Linked DNA regions of Homo sapiens: region 2 is linked to region 1. Evidence: chromatin contacts called from ENCODE Hi-C or POLR2A ChIA-PET data. All regions are on one chromosome and are shown on one strand. The core of a region is the stretch at or near the end of the contact, and the rest is flanking DNA. Distances in the headings are between cores, read along the strand shown. Region 1 has its middle 87 kb from the start of LINC01023. Region 2 overlaps FER (FER tyrosine kinase).

Region 1 (7,400 bases), core at 3,114-5,613:
AACTAGATGACCTCTATTATTCCTTCCAGCTCCAACTTTCTGTGGTTTTAAGGTAAAATCTAATTAGGTCAAGCTAGAAGCTTTAGCTTGCATTCTGGGCAAAACCAATAAGTATTATGAATTAAGAAGCTGCTAAAGAAATATGTCGATTCTTCGGGGAAGTCTGTAGGGGGGAAGGAGGGAACATGGGGAAAGGGTGGGTGCAAACTTCTGAGCAGACACTGAGTTGAAGAGTATGCATACTAAGCACTACCTAAAAAGGATTAATGTGACTCACTTCTATTCAATTTTTCAAACTTGTGGACTTGTTCAGTTGCTACTGGGATGTGTTCAAAAGCTTCTGCTTTAGTCATTAGATAATTTCTCAATCAATGGCTACTAAATATTCTACTACTATAATGTTCTGGGAAGCATGACATATTTTTAACTTTTAAAGGGTTGTAAGTATAAAAATTCTGAAAATCATTAAATCTAGATACTGCTTAATTGTTACTAATTGACTTTGTCTCAGGGCTGTAAAGTAACCCACATAACCTAAAATTTAAAAAAAAAAAAAATTGGCCAAGAGCAGCAGCTCACACTTGTAATGTCAGCACTTTGGGAGGTTAAGGTGGGAGGATTGTTTGAGGCCAGAACTTTGAGACCAGTCTGGGCAACATAGTGAGACCCCTGTCTCTACAAAAAAATAAAAGGAATGAACTGGACATGGTGGCACATACCTGTGGTCCCAGCTACTTGGGAGACTGAGAGGGGAGGATTGTTTGAACTCAGGAGTTTGAGGCTACAGTGAGCTATGATTGTGCCACTGGACTCCAGCCTGGGCAACAGAGTGAGACCTCATCTTCAAAAAAAGAAAGTGTTTTTAAGAAAGTAAAATGAATCCAAGACAGATAAAAATGACACTGAGGGAAAGTAAAGCATGATCAAAATGAAGAAACGTCCCCTGAAAATGGAATCTTTGAAGATTTTCTGTATCAGAAACCTTACACTAAGGATGCTGGTAATATGGGAGGACTGTGGAGTTTTTGCACCCTGTTTTGAGCCTGAAGAAATTTGGAAGCTCTCTCTATTTACATAAAGGAGGTTTGCATGGCAGAAATGACCATCAGATCCTGATTAATTCTCATTGCCACTGACTCCATGTGACAGTAAAAGACGTTCATATTTTTGAAAGCCCAAGTGCACTCCATGTTTGAAAACAGAATTCATTCATCACGGAAGCTGCCCAGGAAGGGTGCTGGACATAGGTAAAAATCTCAAAGACAGTCCTCTACCCTAATCCAGGGGTATTATCTCCCTGCCATTAGTACATCCCAGAATATTCACATGGATGACTTCTGGAGCCTAAGAAATGCAGAGTGGTAGTGGAGAAATTGGGACTGCAAGGGGAAAATATGTGAAACTCACTTGTTGACAGCTATAATTGGGACTGAAATTGCATACATCCTTCAGTCTGTCTGTAAGGCTCAAACTACATCTTGAAACATGGTCAGTGTCAACAGAGAGCATTGTCCACTCTCACTCACCAATACTCCTCTCACAAGAAGCAAGAGCCCTGCAGTGCCTGGTGACCTACCCACAGCAACCGCTTCCTAATCATCCCCTCCCTCCTATAGCCATCACTCTCTACTAGGAGGAGTTGAGTTGCGTTACAGGAAATGCCTGCCTGGAAAAAGGCGTTAGCCTGTTTCTGTGTGGCTTTAAAGGATGGAATTTATAGACATCTGAGTAGACTGGAATCAGCATGGGCTGCCTAGTTCAACAGTCACTTCTAAATCTCTAGAGAGTTGAATTGGAGGCCTGGATGACCAGTGGTTATGAACATTGCTGAGGAGTAGTTGGGCCTCTGGCTTTTTTAAGCTTCCTTCCAATTCTAGGCTATGACTTAGTGATGTCTTTTGTTCATTTAAATCAGTTGAAGACTTAACAGAATTTAGGAATTGCACAGAAATAAATATTCCCTAGCAATGTCTAAAAATAAAGAACAAAACAAGAAACCTCTTGCTAACTCTAATGATACATTTGTGAATATGTCATTCGTCTGGACTGATGAGTACAGGAAGCCTGTGGTTTGGTGTACTGGAGATGATTGCTTAGCTTAAATTATACAAAGATTTCATTAATATAATTTCCTTGTCTCCTGTATGGATTTCTTTTAGCAGTCCCCATTACTGAAAAGAGAATACAAATCAACAAATAAGTTCTTTTCTCTTCAACAATCTCAATATTAGGTCAGTGAAATTTTTTTAATTTGAAAGTACTTTTTTCACTTCTACTAGTGTAAATAATCCAAGAGTTATTATTATTATTATTATTATTATTATTATTGGTCTTTTTTACCTTCCTTCCTTTGAAAAACCTTCTATTTGTGATTGAAAGATTGGGGAAAAGTAACTATTTTATGGTCCTGGCTGTGTCTAAACCCTAATCTAAAAATTTGCTGGCATTCTCTCATTGAAGTTGTCACAGCTTACATATTTAGTTTTCTATAATATCTCATACACCAAAATCCAAAAACCACAAAAACAAATCTTTCCTTGGTTTTACATCATTTAGATGCTTCAAGGTAATAGGCATCCGTTGTTTGCAAAGCCCATTCTGGGTCTGGATGTGTGCTAGATGAGGTACAAAGATATCACAGGTGAGCTGAGGACAAAACCAGAGCCAGAGCCTCCCATGATGATCAACTTTGCTGTATGTCATGTTCCACAGAGTCATTGCAAGGCTAACTTTGGTCAGAGAGTGCTAAAGTGGAGGTGCCAGAAAGAAGGAGAATGTGGACCCCATGCCGGACACATGTTTGCATATATTATTTCATTTAGTCTTCACACTCACCTTGACTGGTTTATAAATGGAGAATCTTTCATGTCAAGAGGTTAAGTAACTTGCTCAAGGTCAAACAGCTAAGAAGTGACAGCAACAGGATTAAAATCTTGGCTGGGCGCAGTGGCTCATGCCTGTAATCCCAGCACTTTGGGAGGCCAAGGTGGGCGGATCACCTGAGGTCAAGGGTTCCAGACCAGACTGACCAACATGGAGAAACCCCGTCTCTACTAAAAACACAAAAATTAGCCGGGTGTGATGGCACATGCCTGTAATCCCAGCTACTCAGGAGGCTGAGGCAAGAGAATTGCTTGAATCTGGGAGGCAGAGGTTGCAGTGAGCCAAGATTGCACTCCAGCCTGGGCAACAAGAGTGAAACTCCATCTCCAAAACAAACAAACAAACAAACAAACAAACAAACAAAACAGGATTAAAAAAAAAAAACAGGATTGAAATCTTGCTATAATTTCAGGGCCAAGAGAAAGGCCTATTGTGAGTATAAGTTTATTACCCTACTGACTGATTGATGTATGAAATTTTGCTGTTAAAGCTAATTTTGTATAGTGGTTTTCCAAATGCATTCTTCCAAAAATTACCATTCTAAAGTTTTAGTGGTTTTTCAGTGGTTCTAGAAAATTTTATTGGAATTTCATTTATAAAACAGAGTTCTAATTTGAATGAAATGCATGTGTTATTTACCAACACCTGCAACACCACGAAAATATTCATTTAAATTCTATTGGTTAATTTCATAAGTAAATGTCACAAATTGGGACTTACAAAAAAAGAACCCTGTTTTTTAAAATAACACTTTTTGTGTTGTTCTATAATTGGAATTCTGTTACTGCCTTATTTCTCTGATTCTCTTTTCATCAATATTTACTGAAAGAAGTAATATTCTTTGATTACATTTCCTACACCCCCTTGCTCTCTGAAGCCCACTTCAATCAGAACTCAATCCTGTCCACTCCAACAAAGCTGTGATAGTCTGTGTCATGACTGCCTTGACGAAAGCCAGCCAGGACACCCAAATTCTGGGGTTATTTTTTGCTCTTACCTCACTGGCTCCTCAGAAACATTCAACACAGATAACAGCACCATTCTTCAAATCCTTTCCCCCATGGCTTCCAGGGCACTGTAGTTTCCTGGTTTCCTAACCTCCCTCTCCTGGTCCCCACCACTGGATCTTCTTCCTCACTTTGTCCCCTAATCTACCTGCTGATAACTGGCCCTTACCCTTAGTTTCAGAACCATATATTCAGCCCTTATTTGATATCTCCACAGGGAAGTTTAACAGAGTTCATATTTAATGTGTCCAAAACAATATTCTTGATCTTCCCCTCTCAACCTATTCCTCGCATATTGTGCCCCATCTTGGTAAATGACCTTACTGTCTACCCAGTTGCTCCGACTGAAAATATGAGAGTAACCCTTGACTCCTTTTCCTTTACTTTCCACAGCTAACTGACTGACAGGTCCTATCAGCTTTATCTCCAAAATGTATCCTGAGTCACTCTCTCCAGCCCTGCTGCTACCGTTCCAGTCCAAATAACCAACATTTCTTCTGAGTTTCTGCTCCAGCCTCCTGCTTCCACTCTTTCCCCTTCTCCAGTTCTCCATTCTCCCTGCCATAGCTCAGGGTTTCTCAAGCACGTCACGACGGACAGTTTAGGCTGCCTATTTCTTTGTTGTAGGGGGTAGTCCAGACATGGTAGGCTGTTTAGCAGCATCTTTGGCCTTTGCCCACTAGATGTCAGTAGCACTCCCCAGTGTGACAACTGAAGCTGTCTCCAGGCATGGACAAATGTCCCCAGGAGGCAAAAATCACCCCCTGTTGAGAATCCCTGCCATAGCATGAACAATTTTTACTTTTAAAAAATGAGTCATAATTAATGATAATGGTAAGTAGTAAAATTTAAAATAAAATAAAATAACAATAATAGTAATGTCACTTCTCTCATTTAAACCCTCCAGTGACTCCCCAAGTCTCTTACCACAGCCAGGAAGGCTCTGCATGATCTGGTTCCTGCCAACCTCTCTGACTTTAAGGCCCCCATGGCCTGATTTCTATTCCTTATATAAACAAACTCATTCTCACCTCAAGGCAATCACACTTGCTATTCTTTATATCTAGGGCACCTTTCCCTTAACTTCCTGCATGGCCACTTTCTTTACACAGTGGATCCAACTCCTCAGAAACTTCTCTCACCACCCTACCTCGTGTGTCCCCACATCACATTATCATGTCTGTTTTCTTCCCAGCATCTATAGTTAGTTACGTGAGATGACTTCATGTACATGTTTCCTTATCTGTCTCCTCAGCTACAATATAAACTCCTAGTCTTTTGTGCACACCACTATGTCTCCAGTGTCCTGAACAGTGCCAGGCACACAGTAGGTGCCCAAGAAATACTCACTGAGTTTTAAAATTCTTCAAGAGGCCAGGTGTGGTGGCTGTAATCTCAGTGCTTTGGGAGGCTGAGGCAGGAGGATGGCTCGAGGCCAGGAATTCAAGATCAAGGCAACGTAGTGAGACTCCATCTCTAAAAAAATTATTAAAAATTAGCCAGGTATGGTGTCTTGTGCCTGTAGTCCCAGCTATTTGGTAGGCTGAACCAAGAGGATTGCTTGAGCCCGGGAGTTTGAGGCTGCAGTGAGCTAAGATTGTGCCACTGGACTCCAGTCTGAGCAACAGAACAAGACCCTGTTTCTAAAAAAAATAAAATAATGATGATTCGTCATGTCTTGGATTAACATACTGATGTGGTTATATGCAAAGCTTCTCAGTCTAAATGTTTGCAAGTATTTTTAGTAGAACAGGAGACTGGTCACACACAGCTCAAATAAATTCTCATGTTGACATTATGCATTTGATGGGATGCATGTGGAGAATGTCCCTTTCGTAAGGAAAAGTTATTGGCTTGATTGGATTATAATTGGAGCCCAAATACTAATAAACGAAGTTTGGCAAAGTTAAGACCATGAAACTCATCTTTGTAAGTGACCTAAGCTTGTTGAAACCCATTCCCAGAGGTGAAAGCCTAATGAATCTATCTCTTGTGCCATGGGGCCTTCTGTTGATATAAGCTTTGTCAGGGGAATGAGGTATTGACGTTTTAATGTCTGTGGATTATGGTAATGCGCTTAACTATATTGATCTGTTCAGTATTCTGTACTTGCTTTGTTGCTATCCCAAAACTCCAAAAGAAGGAGGTGTCCAGATGGTCATAACACAGACTATGAAAAGGAATCAAAGAAGTAGAATATCAGTGTAATTCATAAAATATAAGACATCAAATTTTGACACCTCAGTTGAGCCACAGGCCTAATGGGAAAGTACTTAATGGGCTAAATTAATCCTACCACTGACAAAAATTGATGTGCGTGATAAGAATGAAAATCTCCCAACTGACCTGCAGTCTGTGGGAGAGACAGAGAAGTAACTTTATGGGTGAGCCCTTGGGTTCTGCCATTCAGGCAAGGACTTGGAAGTAATGTAGTAATGTAAGTACAGGTAGGGGAGGCACAGAATTCTGGGGTCCCAAGTGGGCCTGGAAAACTCCAAGGCAAGAATCAGTGGAGGGAAAAGCCCTGGGCTCTGAAGTTAGGCAGGCCTGGCTTAGCCCCCCAAGTTCTGCACTTACTAATCACTGCTTATCAGAATGCCTGCCTGCAGGTTCTTTTATATCCCTATGCTTTCATTTTTTTCACCTATAAGGAGAGGGAAAATAATGTTTCTTTTCTCATAAGATGTGAGAGGGATAAAATGTGATAATGTAGGGAAAGTATCAGGACCAGATGAGGCATGTGAATTATCTTCATCCCTGTTTTCTATTTCATTCCAGACAATGTGGCATCTGCTGTAATTAAGATACCATGTGCATTACCTACCTGACCTTGAAATCAGCAAAGACCTTCAGAGAGGGAACCCAGAATCACTCTCCTGTTCTCAGCAGCTTTTGTCAGCTGCCTCAGAGGAAAGATTAGCTTGTGTGAGATGCTGTCATTGAGTTACCCTCTGTTCTGTAAAGGTGATCTAAGGCTTGGCAGGAGCAGTTGGGAGGTAGAAGGGAGAGCTTGGGGAGCATCTGTGCCCACTACCCCAAGTTGCCAGCCTGCAGCAGAAGAGCACAGAGCAGCAGACCCCTGCCCTGCCAGGATGATCCTTGTCACAGATGCCACAGACACTTTACAGCCATTGTAATAGAAGCTGAGTCTGCCAGCCCTGGCTTCTTAAGAGAGGGGATAAACAATAGCTAGCAGATTAAATAATGCAGGACATTTTATATTCAAGTTTGTGAGTTTAGCAGAAACTGAGAGGATAATAAATAAAGAGGACCACGATAGCCTTTAATAAAGCAAACAGACCAAGGAGTCATTCATTTGCCATATGAAGGATTTGTTTTCCAGGAAAATCATGCAAAAAGGCTTAGCCTATTCTGCAGATGAAAAACTGGCCTGACCCTATCTTGCCCAGCTGAATGAACTCTGTGAACAGGATTTTCAAAGTACTCTTTTTCAATTAACGTTTTAATATTCTGAGCCTTTGCATGGAAATTATAACTTTAGCTGTTGAA
Region 2 (7,400 bases), core at 2,252-4,751, 550 kb after region 1:
CATAGCAATCCTACCATTTCAGGCCATTGCAAATAGAAAAGCACAGGCTTCTAAGTGTGTGAAGGATAAAAGATCTATCCTATCCTTTTCACACCTTGTTTCTACTTCAGGCACAGTTTGTAGGCTGCCATCCTATGCCACAGACCCTACTCCGTTGGTGCTATAAACAGCATTGGTAATGCCATGTTTGCAGGACATGTTCCAACCACAGCTGGCTTTCACCTCTGCCAAAGCAGGATTATATTTGTAAACAAACAAACAGAATTTTATATTGGGAATTATTTGGACCTCCTGAGATTTTTCTTTTCTTTCTTGCCAGGTATAAGCCCAATGTAAGAATCATCATGCTCCTACATTATTTGTAAGGTTGTCATTTTCCTCCTCCTTTGTCTGGGCATCAGAAAACAATGCACGTAGGTCGGGCACGGTGGCTCACGCCTGTAATCCCAGGCATGTAATCTCATGCCTGGGATTACAGGCGTGAGCCACAGTGCCCAGCCCCCTCCCTCCTTTGGGAGGCTGAGGCAGGCGGATCACCTGAGGTCAGGAGTTCGAGACCAGCCTGGCTTGCATGGTGAAACCCTGTCTCTACCAAAAAAAAAAAAAGAAACACACACACAACGCATGAAACGTCGTCAAAGTTAGAGTTGAGGCAGTTGCTTTTCAAGGATGTACAGAGAGCTGTGAAGCAAGAAACAGATTTGAACAGGAGGGTGGGCTGGAGAACAGAGCAGCTAAAGAATGATTAACAGAGTAAAGAAGAAAGTGAAAATATAAAACCACCTTATCAGAGTTATGCCTTTCTAAACATCTAAACAAACAAACATTCACATATTCTATTCTAAAAACACATAATAATACATATTCTATTTTATGGTCTGAATTTACCAGAAAGGTCCTAAGAAAAGTTTCAGGAGTTCGTAGAGTCCTCGTAATGGCAACAAAAATTTTGAGAGAAACTGCAAAGCACAAATCCACAGAAATAACAGCATACTTTCAGTTAAGCATTTTCACCTTAGAGGGGGCATTCCAAAATGTAATTTCCTTTATTTGTACCAGTTTTTAGAGCTGTCAGAATTTCATGATTCTAGTTCACCAACACATTCACGTGTGTACATGCGCGTGCACACACACCACCAAGGTGCAAGACAGATGTGAATGAAGTAGACAGTCTAGAAGTCAGGTGAATATTAATGAGAAATATGACATAGGGACAGCCCTCCCATTTCTACTTCCACCTTCATTGACCATTATACTGCCCCCTGGACATTCTTACCATTAGCTGACAGGTATGCAAGCAGAGTGCTGAAGATGTCTCATGTGAATAAAATGTAACTCACTCACTCAGTTAAAACTAGGATTCTGTATCTTAACTCTTATCTAGGGAACTTACTTACTTACCCCATGATCTGTATATAGTTGCCTCTCAGGATAAATGCATATATAGAAGATGGTCATGCTCAGGGCTAAATATGTTCTGGAAGCCTTTTATAAGTTCTCAGGCCTGTGTCCTGGTAAACATTACCTTAGTGATTATTTGGTCTGCATTCATTGGAAGAGCTTAGGGATAGAAAATGCCTCCTGCCCTCTCCAGCTGTTTGCTGCCTGTACCATCGCACAGAACTCACACCAGTACTTTAGAGTATGAAAGATAATACTGAAGAGAAAAGTGACTTGTATCTAACATTTCAATCTCCTTGCAGATTTCATACATACTTAATGATTAGTACATTCAGACTAAAGGGAAATTTCTTTTGATGGCACGTACTATGGTAAATCAAAGCGCAAACTCAGAAGTGCTATGGTATTGAGGCACTTACCAACCTTCAAAAGTAAGAGTAAAATGGGATATTCCTACCCTTTTTTTTAGTATTTCTAAGTGAATCTCTGTAATATTCTTTGTCTGTTTAAAGAAAACAGCCTCCCATCTCATAGTGGCTTCATGCTAAGCTCTCAGCAAGGAGAGAGAATGATGGTTTTGGCTTTAGTTTTATGAACAAGACCTAAAGCTTAATCCTGACATTCTGGTGTTAAGAATGAACACAGCATTGATATTTCACTTATCCAGGCTGTTAGAATTTGCAGTTCACATCATTACTCTGTGCTTAAATTTAAAAAGCTTTTCAAAACATCGTGACATGTGTAGCATTTAAATTCCATTTTATTCTTTGTCCTAAAGCAGGCAGTGGTATAGTTCAGGATTAATAACTTATTGGGAGTCTCTCAGTCATATAGAATATTAAATTTAATATAGTCACATGCATTAAGAAAAACTTACGCAAACAGTTTTTCACTGTTAATTTTGTTGTGCTTGAAGCATAATTTATTCATCCCTTCTGTCACTGATAATTAATTATTGGAATTATATACTTTAGGAGGCTAATCCATGCCCAGGAAGCACGAACATACTGTTCAGAATGTGCAAGTTGATGTAGGGAAAGGAAGATTCAGAAATGTACAAAATCCTGTGATTTGTTTAGTAAGAAAAGAGTTGTAACCAAAATTTCTTCTGGTCCGGATGTAATTAGTCCAGTCACAAATCTTTGTGTTGTTAATGGATTATTCAAGATATATATATATATTCTTACTACTGCATAGTTCCTCTCATAAGTCCTTAAATTTATTAAAAGGGGGAGGTAAACACAAGCAGTCTGTGTCTCACTGGTCACTAAGGGGCCTTTATGAGACAGTTTAGGTTGTTCATCATTTCACAAGGAAAGAAATTTTTCACTGTTAAATTAACATTTATTACCAACATGTGAAACCTAAAATTAATTTTGCATTCCATGTAATCTAAGGCCAAAGCCAACATATTCTTTCTCTTCTGGGAAAATAAAATTGACAGGTTTTGTTTAAACTTCAGAAACTGAAGCTTTATTTCAGCCTGTCCTGCCATGAGGTCTCCAGTGAGAGGTCTCCAGTGAAAGGTCTCATGTAATTGTTTCTCTTTTATCTCCCAAATTTAATGTGGGCAATAAAATTCTCCTTTCGTAATTCACTGTTTTATTACAAATACGATATTACTGAAACATCTTATTAGCAGATAAGTATAGACCAGGAGCCTAACTGTGTTAGATATTTTCAGTGCACATTTCACAGTTGTTTTTCATTTTAGGATTATTTTGAGAAGAAAAAATGTTTTGTAATTGAAATAGTTTTAATTTCCTTTAAACCATAATTTGGTTTTTCTATCTATATTATATTCAGTTCAGTTTTCCCATATAACTTTTGTGAAGATTGGCTAGTACCACAAAATAACTATGGCTTCACAATACTAGTGTTAGATTATGTCAAGAAGAAAGTGTTTTAGTTACAACATACGCCACCCACTGAGGACCTTGTAGTGGGATAAACAAAAATTAAAATGCAACAATCCAAATAAATTATAATGTAACAATACAAATATCTGAATCATAAGTCACAGTTTTTCAGGGTTCTTTCAGTCACACCACTTTATAATTAATTCTGGTGAGTCATCAGATGTAGGAATGTACCTGAAAACCTTACTTAGTATACTGTGTACACTGTTTAATGGCCATGCATCTTTTGAAGTTTGATATTTTCTGAAAAAGCATTGTTTGCCTCAGCCCTCTTCTTTTTACGTATACTCCATTTATCATTGATATTTTAGATGTTTCTTATCAACAAAATTGGCTGCCCTGGTTAGTGCTGAGTCATCGCAAGACTTGCTTTTGCATTTAGGAAGCCACACCCTCCCACAAAACAGAACAGTGCAAAATAAGCAGCAGAGAGACAGACAGTTGGAAAAGACATGTTTTCTTTAGGTATTAATATCTTAATTAAATGGAATCAGATTTTGTATGGAAATGAGTTTATATTACATTTCCATTATACTAAGTCAGTGTGAAAGTTTACCATCAAAATAGCGTTACTTCTTTTATGACTAACTCTGATTTGCTTATACATATCAGAATGATATTCATTAAATATTTTAATTTCATTTATTTTTCTATGTTTTGATTAGTTTCACATCAAGTCTGAATACTATATTTTGGAAGAATCCAAAACCACATATGAAGATACTGATTTTAAAAGTCAGGATTTCATGTACCAAGAATGACCTACTTGAAGGAGATTTTGCTACACTCTTAGAGTCCCAAAAATTCCCCTTTAAAAAAAATGCTGTCCTACAGAAGGTGTATAAACTATACCTTAGCCATAATTCAATTTAATGAAATACTACCCCATTAAAAGCCATCCTCCTGCCTCATACCGATTCAGAAATTAAATTCTGAACTTTTAGTGTAGGCATTAGGAATCACTTAGCCACTTAATAAGGACTGAGATTCTTGGGTGGCAGAAAAATCCTGGTGTGCTAGATTCTTAGTCACTTTAAACTGCATAGAAGTAATGAGCATAGGCTTCAGTATATTTAATAAGGTGCTGAGGCAGCAGATTCAAATGCAAAAGAGGGAGGAACCAGTTATTCCAAGGCAGGATGATGCACCCCCACACAGAGTGTGGAAAAATTAAAGTGAAACAAAGATTTGGACAGTGTCATTAGGAAGCCTGAGGAGAACATGCTACAAGGCCAGATCCTGTCCTATGGAAAATAAAAAAGATCAGCAGAACTAAAGCAAAAGCAGTCATCTCCAGTGTGTGGGCCTTAGCAAAGAGTAAACCAAATACCTCTCCTTGTGTTAGGAGCACTGTTATATTCCCAGCTCAGAGATGATTGTGTGCTGGGAAATGCTTATATTCATTATTTCCCAACTAATGCATTTGGACATATGTATTCCAGTTTTTCAAAGACACTACCCAAAGCTTCTTTACATTTGCATTGGTTATATTTAATATTTCTTAAGCTAAGATCACTGATTATCCACACGTTATTAGAAATCTTTGGTTACAGTGAGGCTTAACCTGGGCTAAAGTCTCCTAAATGGGACTACACTTAGATCCGCCCTATTTCACCTTTGGACTAACGTTGACTAAATGGCTCCTAGAGTTACCCACAGAGGGAGCTTACTATGATGAGAGCTACTGTGGGGAAACATAGTATTCAACAGAGAAATGGAAGAATACAAGTAGCAATGTTCCTTGTCTTCAATAACATTTGAGGGAAAGGAATCTAGAAATCCTAAAGCTTAGTCAGGGTGCCTAAGGTAAGACACAAAAAGAAAGAGACATCCAGAAAGGAAGGTTGAAAGGAAATGAAGGGCAGTAACAAAGCACCAATGTAAAATGACCCATAGCCAACAATAAATGCAATAACAATAAAGGAAACTAACCCTCACAAAGGGTTTGAGGAGCTTCCTGCTGTGTGTCCTTAAACAGTGCGTGCCTCTTAAGTCTCTACAACACTTTTTTAAAGGGCATTGAATTGGACATTGGTTTAATTTTTACCTACGCTCCCTATAATCTCAGGAGGTAACCATTATTTAATCAGAATTACCCTTGCTCTGTTTATCTGTGAGGCCTCAGACACAACGGTGGTTCAGCCCTCTCCCTAAGCAGTAGCAAGCTGAGTAATGGCACACATATGTCTAGGATAGCCAGCATTCAGGAAAATTGCTGTGAACCTCCTGTTTTTAATTTTAATATAGAAAAAGTCTTTCAGGTTTGTGACACGAAGACAGATTTAGCTTCCCACTTGTCAGCAAATTTGTAAAAACCTCAAAACAAATGAATATTTGGAATTCACTCTAAGAGATACAAATCCTGAATTTCTAACTATCTTCTCAAATATTACTGAGGCCAGCAAGATGCAAGTGTTCTACAAAATAATGAACTGTTCTAAGTGACAGTGTTGATGCTGGAAGTGGAATGTTATGTTTTCGCTCAGCTGTATTCATTCAGAAAGTTTTTCTTGAACATCTGCCACATGAGGTGCAGAGAATACTACCAGGTGCTAGTTTTTCCAGTATTTGACTTCTGATTACTATTTCCTTTTCTCATCTTTAGTTTTTCAAGATTTTGCTTTACCAAAATAGTAAAGCCTTTATCATCAGCTTATATTGAATAATGTTGTAATTGGTTTCAATCAAAGTTTCTCCTCAGGTACTTGGGGGCCCCTAGCCTTCTAAGGAACTCCCAGGCACCTACTTAACAAGGCCAGCTACACACTCAGTATGTGATAAGCCCCATGATGGATGCAGGTTAGAATTCAAAGACCTGGTTGGAGTCCTAGATGTGGAGACAGGATGATCAGGTCACACTTGTTAGATGACTAACACTATCAGTAGAAGCTCTTGAGAGATTTTCCTAACGCAGCAAGATTTCTGTGAGTAGAGGTATCCTGGGAGGTATCCTGGGAGGCAGCCTATTGACTTGACCAAGTAAGCTGATCAGGTGGCCTCCTCTACCCACTAAAGAAATGTGTAAACACTAGCAATAATTGCTTTATCTTAAACTCCTGGACATACTCAGTTCTTCCATTCCACTGTTCTATTGCCAATACCTTTTGTTGTTTTCTTCACACTCCTCTTGGCAGCAAATGTCTGAAAGTATTTCAATTGTGTAATGTTAAGGAGTTTTTTCATAGCTTCAGAAAAGAGGGCAGCAAATATGAAGCCTTAAGTTCAAAATAAGTCATTCTACCTAGAAATACAGACCCCAGAGCACATTGCATGAAAATACCTGTACTCTGCAGTTCCTCAAAGCAGTATTCTTCCTGAAAAGCCAAACACCACACCTATTTTCCTATTTGCTAAGAATCAGAATAAGCACGTTGTAAATAGTATCCAAAGCAGATTCTAAAATGACATAGTAAGAAGCCAGATTCAAATTGTAACCAAAGAAGACAATAGAAATCCCACTTTACCCCACTGTCATCAGTTAGAACACCCTTGCAAAAACTGTAACCACTTAAGCAATTCATCTGATCCCAGAAGATCATACCTTCTTTTGAAAGTATAGGACAGATATCAGTGGGAAACGTCGGCGTTCTGAGCAACACAGGATAAATGTAGGAGGGCCTTAAAAAATAAATCTCAATTCATACACTGGAGCAGCAAAAAACTGAGCAGGAAAGGAAACAGAATCCAAAGTCATTTTTCATATAGCTGTTGTCAAATAGTATAACCTTGGTGTCTTCTTTGAGTTGCCTGGACAGTATTTATGAAACAAAAAACTAAATGCCCCCCATTTGGGGACGGGGGGAGGGGTTCAGACCTCTAACCTGGATTCAGAGCCTTAGAGGCCGAGAGGGAATCTGGAATCTGGTATTACTGAGATCCTAGGTAAAAGAACCAGCCTGGCAGTCTTTCCCACCTCATTGGTCCGTGCTTTTATTTTTAAACCCAAAAGAAAGAAAGAAACACACCCTCTTATGTAGGAATTTCCCTTTTACAAATAATTTGACCTGGTAGAAATAAACTTGCCTGCCTGCTCTTAAATGCCAGACAGTTGGAAGCAAATGCCGAGGGAAAGGTGCCCAG

What was found. Hi-C counts contacts between places; a loop is a spot of excess contacts on that map. ChIA-PET counts read pairs that join two places held with the same protein, here RNA polymerase II (POLR2A). Pooled maps may share reads with other maps.
Region 2: a map of endothelial cell of umbilical vein shows a loop between it and region 1 (2.2-fold over the local background). The contact joins two enhancer-like sites. A Hi-C loop is called at or near these places in 1 of 168 maps with a recorded cell type or tissue (endothelial cell of umbilical vein) and 4 of 50 pooled maps. POLR2A ChIA-PET finds 5 or more read pairs at or near these places in 1 of 52 experiments (PC-3).

Annotation. Positions count from the first base shown.
Region 1 is chr5:108,637,913-108,645,312 of GRCh38, forward strand. No RefSeq gene overlaps it. Among named protein-coding and RNA genes, the nearest start is that of LINC01023, 87 kb to the right of the region's middle. RefSeq lists an enhancer at 4,416-4,710. Within about 2 kb of position 4,364, at least 3 of the 41 ENCODE cell types and tissues checked have a DNase peak (open chromatin) inside an H3K27ac peak, as active enhancers do.
Region 2 is chr5:109,187,795-109,195,194 of GRCh38, forward strand. FER (FER tyrosine kinase) reads left to right here. Exons shown (of 20, transcript NM_005246.4): 20 at 1-7,400. Among named protein-coding and RNA genes, the nearest start is that of PJA2, 220 kb to the right of the region's middle. RefSeq lists silencers at 6,041-6,241, 6,281-6,481. Within about 2 kb of position 3,502, at least 3 of the 41 ENCODE cell types and tissues checked have a DNase peak (open chromatin) inside an H3K27ac peak, as active enhancers do.